Linked DNA regions of Mus musculus: region 2 is linked to region 1. The links are chromatin loops, found by intact Hi-C in ENCODE. Cell type or tissue: left cerebral cortex. All regions are shown on one strand.

Evidence for each region. Hi-C counts contacts between places; a loop is a spot of excess contacts. Peaks named below come from ENCODE experiments on the same cell type or tissue, not always from the same donor. Only the 100,000 strongest peaks of a DNase experiment are listed, where the experiment ranks them.
Region 2: it touches region 1 in a loop (15-fold over the local background); 3 of 42 quality-filtered maps call a loop at or near these places.

Annotation. Positions count from the first base shown.
Region 1 is chr9:94,296,444-94,304,443 of GRCm38, forward strand. No RefSeq gene overlaps it. Among named protein-coding and RNA genes, the nearest start is that of Gm24200, 16 kb to the left of the region's middle. In left cerebral cortex, no CTCF peak of the experiment used is centred here; DNase peaks (open chromatin) are centred at 3,700, 4,149, 4,661, 5,257 and 3 more places; H3K27ac peaks cover 296 bases.
Region 2 is chr9:93,986,881-93,994,880 of GRCm38, forward strand. All of the region lies in intron 2 of Gm31847 (a long non-coding RNA gene), which reads right to left. Among named protein-coding and RNA genes, the nearest start is that of Gm39401, 11 kb to the left of the region's middle. In left cerebral cortex, no CTCF peak of the experiment used is centred here; DNase peaks (open chromatin) are centred at 4,442, 5,551 and 6,170; H3K27ac peaks cover 1,849 bases.

The DNA of each region.
Region 1 (8,000 bases):
TATAAAGCAAAAAGAGCTGGGCCTCAGCAGGTGTAGGCCCCATTATATAGCTGTCTCATTGGATTGTTCTGCATGCATTTGAATTATTCAATACCTGTGACATGAACAATACAACATTAGGTAAAAAGTAAATCCATAATCATTATTAGCTGTTAACAAAGGCTAGGGCTTAGCAGTGGTGAGAAACATTTGAACAAAAGTAAATGACCCTGCATGTTTGACAAAAAAAAAAATCAGTTATAGTCAGAGAAATAATAGTCAACTTCCATAATACTCTTACTGAATTCTTTTTGTTGTTGGAGGTGAAGAAGAAGGGAAGGTGGAGAAGGTTTAGCAGAGAAGTGGAGAGAAGAGAGGAGATATTAAGCCATACACAGGGTTTTGTGTAATCTTTTATAATCTTCTTTGATTGTTAAATATTCAATGTTTTCCTAGGAAAACATAACTATATCTAAGATCTGCATTTTATTTGGCAGAATTCACATTACAATATATTTAAAGATTAGTTAGTTTGTTAGTTAGTTAGCTTTTCATTAGTAGATACAGTAAGACGAAAGTATATCAATATTGAAAACGAAGAAACAAAAGTTAGCAGTGGTTGCCTTTCTATACTCTATAAGAGACAGCTTTTTTTAACATCTGGAATTCTCTTTAGATATGAAATTACATGGAAAGAGAACGGCCAAAGGTAAGGTCAAAGAAACTGATTTCCCTGGGCTGCCCTGCATGTAGTGGGAACATGGTAACCTTGGCATGAGTGTGCCAGGCTCTATGAAGGATGTGCCAGTGAGAAGTCCCGGGGTAAGGGAAAGACTGATTACATTCTAAAGTGCTGAAATTTGAAATTCATCACAGAGCCTTTATTATCAGCCCCAACCCAACTACCTTGTTACCATTCTTATACTTAACTGTCTTCAAAGGATACATTTAAATCAATGACCGCTAAGAAAATAGCAGAGAATAGATGTCTTGTGCAAAGTAAAACACATCTCAAAGAATGAACCACAGAGAGTAGAGCCAAAGATGATCACGTATGTACAGAGAATACACAAGAGGAAAATGAAAGAGCAAGGCCGGAGCTTCAGAGATGGCTCAGTGGTTAAGAACGTGGATTGTTCTTCTAGAGGACCCAAGTTTGATTCCTAGTTCTCACAATGGGCAGATTACAACCACCTGTAACTCCAGCCCCAGGGATAATGCAACTCCTCTTGCCTGCTTGGACATCTCTGGCCTCTGCAACCTGTACCCCATATACATAACTAAAAACAAAATAATAAAATATTTAAAGAGCAAGCAATAAATAAATAAATAAAATAAGCAAGCAAAGGCCACACACCTTTTCTATCACCATCATCACCAAACTTGTTTGCCATGTATAAAATGTGACAGCAAGACCACCATTTCATCCAGTTGTAATAGAGGCTGGAGTGATGTAAAAATTTAAGAACGTGGGACACCTGCCAATACTGTGTGCTCAACAAACATTTACTAGTTAAGTCTTAAATCTGCGACTGATGCAGTCCCTAAAGAAGATATGAAAATATTTCAAATCAGAGCATAAATGGGTATATATTGTTCTGCAAACCCAGGGCAAGATGAAGAGTCAAGTACTAAAGCTAGGATGTAAACACCAGGATAAACTTGCCATTCCTAAACAAACGGTATCACCTATCTAACAGTGTGTCTCTAGAACAATATCCCTGCAAGAGAAACCCTGCAAGAGAATGAAGGAGACAGAGAAGGTTGCCAAAGCTCTTTTATCTTAGGACCTCTGAGTTATACACATGACGTTCACAACCCGATCAAAAATTTCTCAAAGGAAGTCCCTGAAATATCTAGCTCTACATATCATTTTAATTGTTTGACTAAGATACTGTTTTTATTACTAGGTATTCGGGACAAGGTTAAATTACATGCAATCGACTCAATGTAACAAACTGAAAAAGTAAAATACCATTTTAGGAAGAATTTACACAAAAGTAAACAGATGCTTCAAAGTTTCTCCTGTCCAGGAAATTTGATACTCTAGAATAACTCATTCCCTGAAAGTATCAGAAAATTTAATTTTAGTTGTTGTTTTCTGTTCTTTACTGGCTCATTATTCTATTAAACAGAAAACAACTGTGAAATTTTTTCCAGCTGTTTATTCTTTCACCAGCTTTGTGCCTTTGTTTTTCCTTTAGCCATGGTGCCAACAATCACTGACTGTGTAGGGTGGTGGGCTAAGCACTGGGCACTGTGTACTAAGGTGTGCTGAACTCGGGTAAGGGGGAGGGCTGTGTTTTAACAGAACATGATAGTGCATATGCTAATACCAGCTGTGTCCCAACTTATTACAGAAAGAAAGTTTGAGAATATTCAAAACACTAATGCATATGTCCAAAGAACTTACAAACCAAGTCTAGGATTCTGAGACAAGATGGTCCTGATCTTTTCAGACATCCCAGGACTAGAACATGATGACATAATGGTGAAGATTTCAGGAAAGGGTATAATCACTGTGTGTGTATGTGTGTGTGTGTGAGAGAGAGAGAGAGAGAGGGAGAGAGAGAGAGCAAAAGGAAGGGAATGATGAATTTTTGGCAGATATGAAGATTGCTGATAATGAGAACACTGTAGAATCAGGCAGAACAGAGTTGACTCTGGATAGTTTTGCAGTCATCTGGGTAAGCAGATCATGTAATCTTGAAGCTCTTGAAATTTTCATTCACTGCTAGGAAGGGAAGCGGCAGCTATGTAGGATAGAGGCATTCCTTTGAGAGGAAGGAGTAGTCTCCTCTCCATTTGATTTTTTTTTCCAAGTAAACAAGAAACACACTTCAGGACAATTTTCAGATAATTTAGATCTCCTTTGCCATGTGCCAGACATCACACTATAGAGCGAGGATGTCACAATGCTAATTGGATAAACGTTTCTGCTACAGCAGCTGGGAATTATAGACTAGCACAATTAAAGCTATGGTGGTCAGCTTCACCTGAGCATAACATCATTGTTCACAATGTCTAAGAGATACTTCTGCTACTTCTGTACTTATTTTAAGGTGTTAAAAAAAAGGTACATTTATTTCTTTATTTATTATTTGTTATTTTTTATTTTTACTGATATTGCTTTGGATAAAGTTAAAGGAGCATACATTTGAAGAAATGTGGGAATCTATGGCTAAAACCTGCCAAGTCAATCATTAACATGTAGAACAATTACCTCATGGCTGGGCTGAAGTAACTGCTCAGATTAAGCACTTGTCACAACAGCTTGAGTATACCTTCTTAAGTTCAAATCCCCAGAACCCATGTAAAATTTGGGCAGAGTTGTGCACATCTGTAATCCTGGTGCACCTACAGTGAGATGGGAAGAGCAGGCAGCTGATTTCCTGGAAGCTCTCAGGTCAACCAACACATCTATGCAGTGGTAAACACCACAGCCACCCCTGGGCGGGGGTTGGGGAGACACAGCATCTCAAATGGGCAAAACAGATGAAACAGACTGACATTTCACTTATGTGCCTGTGTGTGAGCACAAAACACTCCATCGTGAACTTCTCAATGCTGTTAGGAATTGTACTTAGAACATTCTTAGGTCCCAGGAGTTGAAGGATAGATTGCCCAATGCCAGTGTGACTATTCTTTCCACAAACCTGCACACCTGAGAAACACACACACACACACTAATTCCTTTTGGGTTCTCTGAACCTAACTGAATCTGCACTTCACAGCAAGCTGTGTGCATCATGCTGCAGATGCTGAAAGGACTTTCAAAAAAGCAAACACTTTTCTTTCCTCTGCCATAGTATGAGATGGTTCAGAGGCATCTCCACGCCTTTGCAGGCCAGAAAGTTTAAGGCAGTTACCTCAAAAGTCAAGAAAACATCGACTGATAATAGGTTGCCCCATGTAGAGGTTTCCCACCAGAAGGAAAATCAAAGAGAAGAGAAAGAAAGACAGAATGAGACTAAACTGCTGAGTTGGCTTTGGCCATGGAAGCCATTAACCACGTTGAATTAGTAAGCACTTCCAGAGCCACACTGGCCCTGTTAAAGCTTTAAGGGCCACACGCCAAAGTGAAAATTAAATAAAGCAACAAAAAGACTGAGCCCAAATGAATTTGGTTTTATTTTTATTGCAGAGTGAAGCTCCACACTATAAAACAACCACAGAAGGACTTTGCCAAGTGGTAGTTTCCCAGAATGCATTAAACTCTCAGGCCTCTGCCACTGCCCCCACTAACAATGCTTGCTAGCACGTCACAAAATGACTTCTGTTGTAACTTTTACAAAAAAAAAAAAATTTGGTGAAAATTTCATCAAGCACTGTAAAGTTTTTCACATCAATTTTAGTATAGGCTGGTAGACAACAGCTTGAAATTCTGCAGCAATAAAGGTGTTGAAATGCCTGCTATAATCAAAAAACTCTGATTCCAGTTTTAATCACCTTCTTCCCCTGCCAATACCACTACGTATTTTCATATTATATGAAAGTGACATCTGGGCTCCGGATTCAGCAAAAGAGAAAGGATTTTTGCCTTGTGGAGACCAGTGCTATTTCAAGTACTGGGGTGACTGCAGACCTTTCCCAGTTTGTTGGATGCTAACAGGAGGTGCTTAGCACAAACAGGTTAGATCTGAGCAGCTTAGCTCTGACACTACACAGGTTCAAGTCCTGACATTTAAGTTATATTAACAGTATTTTCTTACTATAAAAAGAACTCAATTGATTTGAGGTTGTGATAATGCTGGAGTTTGAAGCGCCTTGTTTGGCTTGCTTTATATCAGCCATCATGACATCATCTTTTCTGCTTCTTCACATACATTCTTGAACTCAAACCAAACAGAAAGTGAACGCAACTACTTCATCAAATGCAAACAGTAAAATAGCTCCTAATTTGTATGCAAAAAAAGACTTCTCAAATCTCTCAAGCTGTTAGTTCGCTGGTTTACAGTGACTTTATAAAGTGAATTTTCTTCCTTGTCTTCTTCTTCTTTTTTTTTTTTAAATAACAAGTAGAAAAGGCAAAGTACAAAATTACATTTAAAAGGCTTCTATTTATAAAAGATGGGAAAATGCAATGCTACTTTTCAACACTTAGCTTAACTTGAAGGTGGAATAGGGGTATGCCTTCGATTATAAATATCAAGAGGGTATGAAAATCAATATTATATGTGTATGAAATGAGACCGAAGGTGTCAGAGGAACAGTAGCAGTACAATACCCAGATAAACTGGGTTTTGATGTTCATGTGGCTACTGAAAATGGGCACTGGGGGCATTCTACTTAGTACTGTACCAAAACGACTTAACAACTCTGGGATCTCACTCTGGTCTCACCTTGGCTCCCACAACCTTGCACTCTCTGTAAAGAGAATTCAAACACACAGAGCAAACTGTAGGGGATAGGTGGTGGAGTGTTAATGCAGACTCAATGCAGACTCCCAAGGCTGAGAGCAGTCACCTTCCAAAGAAACCATTTCTCCAACTTACATGCTAAATGGGCTTTGTGCTATTTCCTAAAGTCCCCAGAACCAGCTTTCATAATAGGGCATTTTCCTGCCTATGTGCCAAGAGAATATCTTGTGTGTTGTATTGTGTATTGTGCATCACTGGTTGATTTAAAAGCCTATCGGCTATGTTTTAGGCAGGAATTGGGAAGTGGAACATATGGAAAGCAGAAAGGATTCTGGAATAGAGCCAGCTGGGAGATCTACAAGGACAGGTGTGAGGAGACAGACACATAGTACCTGAGCACAAGTAACCAGCCACAAGGCAGAATATGGATTAAAATGAATGAGTTATCTGAAGTTATGATTCTAGTCAGAGAAGAGCTGAATATGGCCAAGGTGTTTGTAAATATATTTTGAGCCCAAGTGTTATTTCTGGGAGCATGGAACTGGTAGAAAGAAGCCCACTTAACTTCCACACCCAGGTGATTGGCAAGCCCATTTTGATTAACAGAGAAGGGGCACTGGTATGACTTTCTTTCATGTGACATCTTTCTTTCTTTCATATCCTGGACTGCTCATCAATTTTATAACTTTGGGTTGTCCCCGATGTTATGTTTCCACTTGGAGCCAGAGATCTCGATCGTATGAGCAGTGAGCACATAACAGAGCAGACCAAACATAATTAAAGAAAGAATAAAAAATGTTCTCTAAAATTATCCATGCTTTACCAGGAGGAAATAGCCTCCCTGCTATGAAGCCCACCTTCCTCCTACACCTTGTCTGCAGCTATCTTTCGTGTGGCACTCTAAATTTAAGCCAAGATTGACTGCGTAGCTACTTCTTCTTTTACATATCACTATTTTTCCCCCAAAATTAGTCTGAGATACACAGGATGTGGGAGCAAAGCTGAGTTCCAAGGATACACAGAGCAAACACCTGCCTACAGATACTTATAAAAGAGAACCTCTGGGTATCCTGGGGACAAAGAACTCTGCCAATTCCCAGAGTCTTCCACCCACGACTCAAAAACACCCACAAGACACTTCCCTTTTGGAAAATACTTGTTTCTGAAATAGACAGAGGTCACCTCATTCTCCTATAACAAGATAAATCCTCCGTATTTTACTGCAACACTGTTACTTATGGTGAACATGAAAATCACTATGCTTCTTGGTTAGAAGAAGATAGGCAACTATTATTTATTTGTGTAATATAATACTATAGTCTAGCTATAAGGAGTGAAATAAACCTCTGGCAGAAAAAATAAAGCAATAGTTTTATTTGTTTATAGTTATGACAAATCATTTGAGTAAAGAAGATGGAACAAGATCGAAGCTCCAGGCATGTATTTGTGAAGCATGTGCATTTTCAAGGAGACATCACATTTGTGCTCTCTGTAGGAGATAATACAAAACCCTGAGGTTAGGGTTGACTTGGAAGATGCTGTCTGAAAGACTGAGTGTAGGAAGGGCATTGGGGTGTGTGCACTGATTTTTATTCTAAATCATTAGAAAGCATTTGCTTCTTTCATCCTGAAGTTCATGAATGTTAGCCCTAATGTTTTTCTAATTTCCTTTACTTTTGCATAATTTAAATAATTAATAATATATTTTTATGAAGTCTATTCTATTTCTGAATTATCATAGTGCTGAAATTAAAGAAATCAAATTAGGTTTTTGTAGAGATGGCTCAGCCATAGCTGCTCTTCCAGAGGACCTGGGTTCAATTCTCAGCAATCACATGGGAAACCACACCTGTCTGGAACCCATTTGCACAGGCTCTGATACCCTCATAGACATACATGCAGACAAAATACCAATGCACACAAAATAAAGAAAAGATAAAAAGATTAAGCATTGAAATTATTACAAAAAGAAAAAAAAGAGAAAGAGAGAAAGAAAGAAAGAGAGAGAGAGAGAGAAAGAAAGAAAGAAGGAAAGAAAGAAAGAAAGAAAGAAAGAAAGAAAGAAAGAAAGAAAGAAAGAAAGAAAGAAAGAAAAAGGAAGGAAGGAAGGAAGGAAGGAAGAAAGGAAGGAAGGAAGGAAGGAAGGAAGGAAGGAAGGAAGGAAGGAAGGAAGGAAGAAGCTAGGACTGGAGAGATGACTAACTGGTTAAGAGCTCTGACTGCTCTTCCAGAGGTCCTGAGTTCAAATTCCAGCAACCACAGGATGGCTCCCAATCATCTGTAATGTGATCCAATGCCTTCTTATGGTGTGTCTGAAAAAAAAAAAAAAAAAAAAACAGAATACTCACATACATTAAATAAATAAATAAATAAATAAATCTTTAAAAAGGAAAGAAAGGAGGAAAGGAAGGAAGGAAAGAAGGAAGGAAGGAAGGAAGGAAGGAAGGAAGGAAGGAAGGAAGGAAGGAAGGAAGGAATTGAATATATTGGAGCATTTGTCCTTGTGGTATGTTGGGAAATCTTTTGAGTATGTGCCCAAGAGAGGTATAGCTGGGTCTTCAGGTAGAACTATTTCCAGTTTTCTGAGGAACGACCAGATTGATTTCCAGAATGGTTGTATCAGTTTGCAATCCCACCAGTAATGGAGGAATGTTCCTCTTT
Region 2 (8,000 bases), 310 kb before region 1:
CCTCAAAGTAGATGAAATTATTCATCCCAAGACCTATAGAGGATGATCAGCCAGAATGTATCCTATAGAGGATTGTCAGCAATACTACAAAGTAATGAAAAATGGCAGAAATTCAATATTAGAAGATAGAAAGGGAACACTGCTGATTTATTATTTTCCCAACAACCTTGTTTGTATTAATTATTCTCTGTTCAAGTTACTATGTAATAAGTCTAAAGTCCCTTGAAACACAGCTGCTAACTAACATCTAACCATCCTATTTTGGCATTAGGGCCACAAATGGTCTAATTTTAAACTCTCTTTTTGTCTTAATATATGTCCTCCACCGTTGAACCATCCTTAATGTAAAAAGTCAGACACGAGAGCAATGCCCTTGTGAATAATGTTTTTGAGAAGGGTGAGGAGTAGTTCTCTCTCCACATTTTATTTAAATTTTTCTGAGCAAGTAAGTTCATATATATCTTTTTAAATGCAGTGAATATTTAGTGATTTTTTTTCATATTTGTGAAACAAAATTTGATTATATAACCTACATATCTAAAGAAGTAATGTTGACTAATTGAGACAAAAACTTACTGGAGTTCACAGTGGAAAGAAGGTAAACAATTATTTGAAATTATGACATGATTAGTATTCAGTATCTCTGGAAAATTTGCTCTAAGATCCCTATCAATGCTGAAAAAACTCAGATTCTCAAGCCTCCAATGTAAAATTGCATATTTGCATATAACCTATGTATGCCTTCTGACATGTTCAACAACTGTATCTAGATGGCTTACAGCAACATGCATATTATGACTATGGAAACAGTTGTATACTACTTTGGAAATGATAGTGTGAATATTGTCTATACATGTTCTTAGAAATGTAATTTTTCCCAAATAATTTTGTCGGTCACTTTGCAGGACTCATGCATGAGAGACCTATGGATCCATATGGAAGGCTAGCTATATGGCATATGTGTGTGGAAGAAATGGCTTTAGTTGTCTCTACAGTAAAGGGAAAGACTTTATCCAAGGCTTATAGGAAGACGGTACTTATGGGTGAGGAAAATCTTGCCAAAGAAAATATTATTTGAGTCACAAAATAGAAGTTAGTAAGATGAAGAAGTTGTCCTAGTTTGTTTTATTTTGCTGTTATTAAATACCATGATGAAAATCAACTTAAGGAAGAAAACGTTTATTTTCCTTACATATCCCAATTTCAGCCCACCATTGAGGTAGGCAAATCAGGCACTGTAGCAGGGCAGGAACTTGGAGACAGGACCTGAAACATACAGCATGGATGAATACTTCTAACTGGCTTGTTTCCAAACTCACATTTACCTCCTCTTCTTAGGCTTCCCAGTACTACTTGCCCAGGTATGGTTCCACCCACATTGAGCTGGGTCCTCCCACATCAATCATTAGTCAAGAAAATGCCCTCCGGGTTTTCCCATAGGAACTTCTGATAAAGGTGTTTTCTCAAGTGAAGTTCCTTCTTCCCAGACAAGTTGGCAAAAACACTAACCAGCATAGAAAAGAAGGAAGAGCAAACAACAACAAATCAAGAGCTGTACCTTAGAGCCACCAACTATCTTTAGGTAAAGGAAATAATAAAGTAGTCTTGTGAGTTATGGGAAATTAAAGATGAATAACAGGTTTGTACAAAAAGCTTGGGAACTGATGGAAGAGAAGAATACTATCAGGGAAGCCTTGAGAATGTATTAAAGAGCTTGAAGCATGGTAATGGCACAATCAAATAGTCTAGTTTTAGAAAGATTATTCTTACTATAGTATTGAGAGTGACTAAATATAGGGATAACCATAGTTATAGTCTGGACAAAGTCTATTCACTTGTGCTAAGGGATAGTCTTGGGAGACATAAGAAATAGAATCAGTGACCCTTGGTGACTCATCCACAGCAAAGATCCATGCTGAAATGAGAGTCAGGTTGTGCTGAGTCTTCTTGTATGATTCCTAGATTCTGGCATGGTTATCTGTGTTGATGGTGTTGGAAACAGTGGCTATTAGGGTCAGTTTAGGCTTATAGAGCAAGATGCTGATGTGAAGAAGTAGCATAAGTCACCTAACATATGGCTGACACTAGAAATCCTGGGGTTATGAATTAGCATGGAATTGTTGAGACTGGATATTCAGGGAATCTCAAAGTAACAGTGAAATAATCTGTCATGGAACTCTCTTTGGCAGAGTGCTACTTTTGTATGGTTCCAAAAGTCTTGATGTTAAGGACTTTTGTTAGAGCCTATATGTGACAACCTCCATATAGACTGTATGGCAGTCTGTCTGTGTGTCTGTGACTACTTGCTTGTATTTCATGTGTACTGACATGTGTCTGGTTGCCTGCTGACATCTGCCTGCACAGTGGTCCTTGTAGTAGGCTGCCTCCAGAGTGAATAAATGTTTTATCAGTCTAGAACTACTTTAATTCTATTCAACCTTCTGACTTCCAATGAGTTTCATTTACTAACATGGGAGCATAGACCTCACAGATAGTAATACTGCTCTCTCCATATATGGCAAGCATAGGTTTCCCATATTGGACATTAAATTCAATTTTGCACAAGCTGATGTGAATGTAATAGCATATGTGCAAAAGAAATAATGACTACGTTTACAAACATACAGGCTTAAAGCCAGGCAAGATTTTGATCATGTGGGAAATATCAATATCTATTTTCTTGTTGATGCAACAGGAATTATTAAACACAGTAAGAGAACTAGAATGATACCTAAGCCTGTTATTTAAGAAACCAGTAATATCTTTGGCACCTAAAAAGATACTGTAAAGGAGCAACCATAACCACATGAAGAAATCCAGGTAAGAATGTTGCCCTGGAAAGTCTAAGAACACACAGTGATAAACTGTGTAAAACATTGCCAGTCGCCAAAGCTATGAACACTACACAGTATATTTATCAAAAAGGATGCTAGTGGCAAGTACTATGAGAAATCTGGGACGTCAGAAATGAAATCGGCAGGTATTATGTCTTTTACTAAATTTTTTCTGTGAAAAGGAGAGATAAAAATCAAACACGTAGAAAAAAGAAAATGAGATACAAGGAATATTACATTTCTGAAAAAGAAGAAACTCGATAAGTCTGATAGAGCGCATGCAGGGGAGAAAATAAACTTATAAATCTACAATTATAGGGAAAGGTAAGATCATCAATGTCCCTAACAAAATAAAATAAGATCCACAGATATAATGAAAAGATTGACTGGACCAGAACAACCCAGGGTTTACAGCTGGAACAAGACAGAGGGAAGAATGGGGAGAGGTGGAGAGGTGGAGTGGAGCTTGGGGCCTTAATGCCAGGAGCTGAGTGGTCCCAACCAGACAGTAATGGTGCTGGTAGATAACGGTGCACAAGGAGGAGAGGAGAGTGAATTCAGCGATGGCTGGAAAACATAAAAGACAAGAACAAGGGGTTTCCAAAATACTCAACAAAAACTTGGAAAACTGAGTTGGAAAGCAGAAGCAGGAGGTGTGGCCCCCAGCTGCTTTAATTTCATATTCCATTAAGTTCTCAAGGTCAGTGAAAGAAAGTACAGGCTCTGAGCATAAGGACTGGCTTGGTGGAACAGCACATGGGAGGTAGACAGTGGGTTTGAGGGAAAGAGCTCAGAAGGCAGTGTTTTGTGTGGTTCATTTTCCACACAGCTATGTTGGCTATAACTGTTGAAAGCATTGAATGTTGGGAGAGATGAGCAATACCCTGTAAGTGGCCAGGGATCAAGGAGTTGGAAAAAGGGTGTCAGCTGACTCTCAGGAACAGCAGGTCACTGATGGCACTTGAGAGAACACTTAGAGCACTGAACTGTGTCACCTTCTGCTATGTTTGTGAGGAGGTTCTCACCCAGTTGAGCGGGGGACTTTGTGTGTTTGTAGGAAATAGTGAGGCATCTAATGGCTGAAAGAATGTCTATGGAAAGAAATAGACAGAATCTGTGTGGTCCTGAAATTCATGGTCTGAGCTCCTGGGAGAAGCTGATTACCAGATGCATACTAATAGCAGAGTCCCAGAAGGAAGGTCATTTTGAAAAGATGGGTCGCTTTAACGATGCAAATAAAATTGTATTTTTATCTACAGCCTTGAGTTTTCAGTTTCAATCAGTTCAAATTAATCTACGCTAGTCTGCATGTATAATGGACTTAAACTGCTTGTGTTTAAACTCACAACAAAAGCATCGACTTTACATTAGGAAGCATGAAGCGAAGAAACACTGACACGGGGGATGTATGTTGAAAATGTTTCCACAGCCTATATAAACATTAACCTGACACCATTTTCCAGCCATTTGGAAAAAGCCAATTATTTCCTCCTCTTTCAAAAAAAAATTAAAAGTCCAATGTGGAGACTATTTTGAAATCTGCCTTTGCCTTTTCCAAACTAAGCTAAGTACTGCAAATAAAGCTGGATCTTTTCAGCTTTTTAAAGAATTTTGTCACTTTCCTCCTTGCTGCTGGATGTGCTAAAATGCAAGGCAGAATTCTTTTGTGCCTCTAAGGAAAACTCTGGTGCTAATCTCAGGAGAACTGTGAAATTTTTACATTTGCTCAGTGCGAGGTAAAGACTTTTACCCATTTCTTCATGCTCCTTTCCTTTCCTTTCCTTTCCTTCCCTTTCCTTTCCTTTCCTTTCCTTTCCTTTCCTTTCCTTTCCTTTCCTTTCCTTTCCTTTCCTTCCCTTCCCTTCCCTTCCCTTCCCTTCCCTTCCCTTCCCTTCCCTTCCCTTCCCTTCCCTTTCCTTTCCTTTCCTTCCCTTCCCTTCCCTTCCCTTCCCTTCCCTTCCCTTCCCTTCCCTTCCCTTCCCTTCCCTTCCCTTCCCTTCCCTTCCCTTCCCTTCCCTTCCCTTCCCTTCCCTTTCCTTTCCATTCTTTCCTCTTCTTTTTAAATTTCCTTCTTTCTTCCTTTCTTCCTTTCCTTCTTTCTTCCTTCCTTCCTTCCTTTCTTTCTTTTCTTTCTTTCTTTCTTTCTTTCTTTCTTTCTTTCTTCCTTTCTTTCTTTCTTTCTTCCTTTCTGGGTTTATCCCATGAAAACTCATTAACTGGAGTATCATGAGAATATGAGTTTTCACTTACAGCTTTTTTTTTTTTTTGGTTTATATTTTGCAAATTCTTAACATATAAACACTCTAATTCTGACTCCAACTGAACTTACTAAATGTTGAGAGTGTTGTCATGATACTGTTGCTTCAAGGCTTGACTCTACAGCAGAAAAACTGCCTTACAAATTCACAATTCCCTTTTCAGCCTGCAAAAAAAATGCATCCTCGTGGAAGATATGTATTTTCCTTCATTTTGGAAGTTAATGTCATGGTGTCGATATATAAATAGTATGAATTTTCTGCAGATTATATAAGGACTTCTTGGTGTTTCATATTAAAACGTTTTCCAGGCTTTCTAACTTCCAGAAATGTACCCAGTGAATTTCAGAATTGCTTGTAGAGAGTTGGCAGTATAGATTTGTCAGGAGCTATAAGCACTAATAAAAATAGAGCTGCTAAAGGCTGCCAGTCTCCAGAAGGCTTTGCCAATCACAAATATGGAGGAGTGTGGTAACATCACACTTTTCTGTGGCTCATACAGTTCGCACTTCAAGCTCTCACTTAAAGAAATGCCTCTCGCTTAAAAAGCTTTCCCAAAGGGTATGTTCTCCCAGCTCTTATTTCTCCCATCTCAAGAGCCAGAACCCTGACAAGATTCACTTGGTATTATTGTATAAACCAGCCAATTGACCCAAGTCACAAGTCAAAGCTAGATATTGTGTTACCAGAGAAAGCAGAAATAGTACAAGGATATTGTTGTGTTTGGTCTTCTCTGAACCTGATGACCAATACTTAGGAGGCATGACATCACTGAGAATGAGCCTAGAGCAAGAACAATGGTTTTATTCAAAGCAGCAAGGAGCACCGAAGTCTTTTAGAGCTTTTCATCCATCCTTCAATTTTCCTCCCCTCCACATTTGCTTGACTGGCCAACCTTTTCTCCTACTGGCAGAAACAGCTTGGGGTTTCTTTCTTCTTCAGGTGAACCTGTTCATCATATCTACTATTCTTCCTTTATACTTAACATACATTTACAGTCATGTATTCATTTACATTTATAGCCTTTCAGAGACTTTGTGAGTTTGAGCTTCACTTGCAACAGCCTCTATCTGGTAGGGTAGATGTTTCCCAGAACTTTTTAAGGAATGAAACACTCTAGTGCTTCAGCACTTGGACATCTTCTGTACTCAAGAATTAGTCTGTCCAAGCTCTCAGCCCACACCCAGGGAGGTATGCATTTAGCTACTGGTCAGCACGTGACCATGATGATGCCACCATTTTAGGGCAACTCTAGGGCCAGTGTATTTGGGAATGGCTCTGAATTGTCTTGCTGAAGCTGCATTCTACCAACTTTTCATAGGAACCAGAACCTGATTCTTTTTTTAGGTGGGGTTTGAATTTAGGAAGACATATAACTGGATTTTCATCATTAATTAATTTATTTTATTAATATAATTCACTTTGCATTAGTAAAATATTGAATTAATGCAATTCACTTTACCTTGGAATCACAGGTCCCTTCCTCCCCTCCCAGTCCCACTTTCACAACTCCCTTCCTCCTACTACCCACTCTGCTCCTCAGAGAAGGAGAGGTCCCCTATGGGTACCATCAAGGTGTAGCAGGACTAGGTACATCTTCTCCCACTGAGGCCCAACAAGGCAGTCCAGCTAGAAGGAGGGGATGAAATGGCAGGCAATAAACTCAGAGACAGCCCCTGCTCTAATTACTATGGAACCCACATGAAGACCAAGCTGCACATTTGCTTCAAATGTTTAGGGGGCCTAGGTCCAGGCTCTTTTGCTGGTTGTTCAGTCTCTGTGAGTTACAATGGGCCCAGCTTAGTTGACTCTGTAGTTGACCCTTGTGATGTCTTTGACCTCTCCATCTCCCTCAACCCTATCCCTACTCTTCCACAAGACTCCCTGAGCTCTACTTAGTGTTAAGATTTGGGTCTCTGCATCTGTTTCCATAAGCTGCTGGATTAAGCCTCTCGGGATGAAGCCTCCCTTAGTTATGCTAAGTTCCTATCTGCAAGCATGCCAGAGTATCATTAATAGTGTCAGGAGGTTGGCTCTTTTCCAGGGCATGGGTCTCATCTTGGACCATTCATTGGTTTGCCATTCCCTTTGTCTCTGATCTGTCTTCATCTTCATCTCAGATTCTATTTCCTGGGTAGCAATAAAGAGATTGATTAAACATTGATTTCTCAAATAATGGTTACAGATATTAAATGGAAATAGTATACCTCTCACTAAACAGATGATAAGATAGTGTACATTGATTGAATGGAAGGCTCTGGCAAGGGATGGTGAAGTGAGAAGCAAGCAACTCATTCAGTGCTGCAGAAAGCACAACAGTTAAATTAAGGAATTACCATATGTTTTCACCAACACTGGTTAGTTGACAAGTTACATTCTTCCTTCACTCTCAACCCCTGTCTAAGTTTATATTGTTTTTGTTTGTTTGTTTGTTTGTTTAGGTTTTACTGGTGAGGATCAAATCTAGGGACTTCTACATGCTAAGGAAGTACTACCAGTGAGTCATATTCCCAGCTAAGTATATTTTCTCAGTGTTACATTAGTCCCATGCTTAGATTCCCATTAATCATCTGAAATTAATATAGAAGACAATTTTCACTACTTCCTGTGAATATTTTAAGCACAATGAACCTTGGATAAAAGCATATAACAGTGAATATTATTAGCATCTTTTCTAATGTTGGTTCCAAAATATAATTAACAATACCATCAAGTAACAAATCATTAAGGTAATTAGTAGGTAAATTTGGCAATGGCTAGTCCATAGCTCTCATTTATAAGGTAAAACAGAAAGATAGAAGGCAATGGAAAGATTTTCAAAATATGTGCACTTGGAAATTTCCTGGTATCTTTTCTTATAGAGACTGTCTCAGATGAAGACACCCATAGAGCTAAGAGTCTAGCCAAGTCT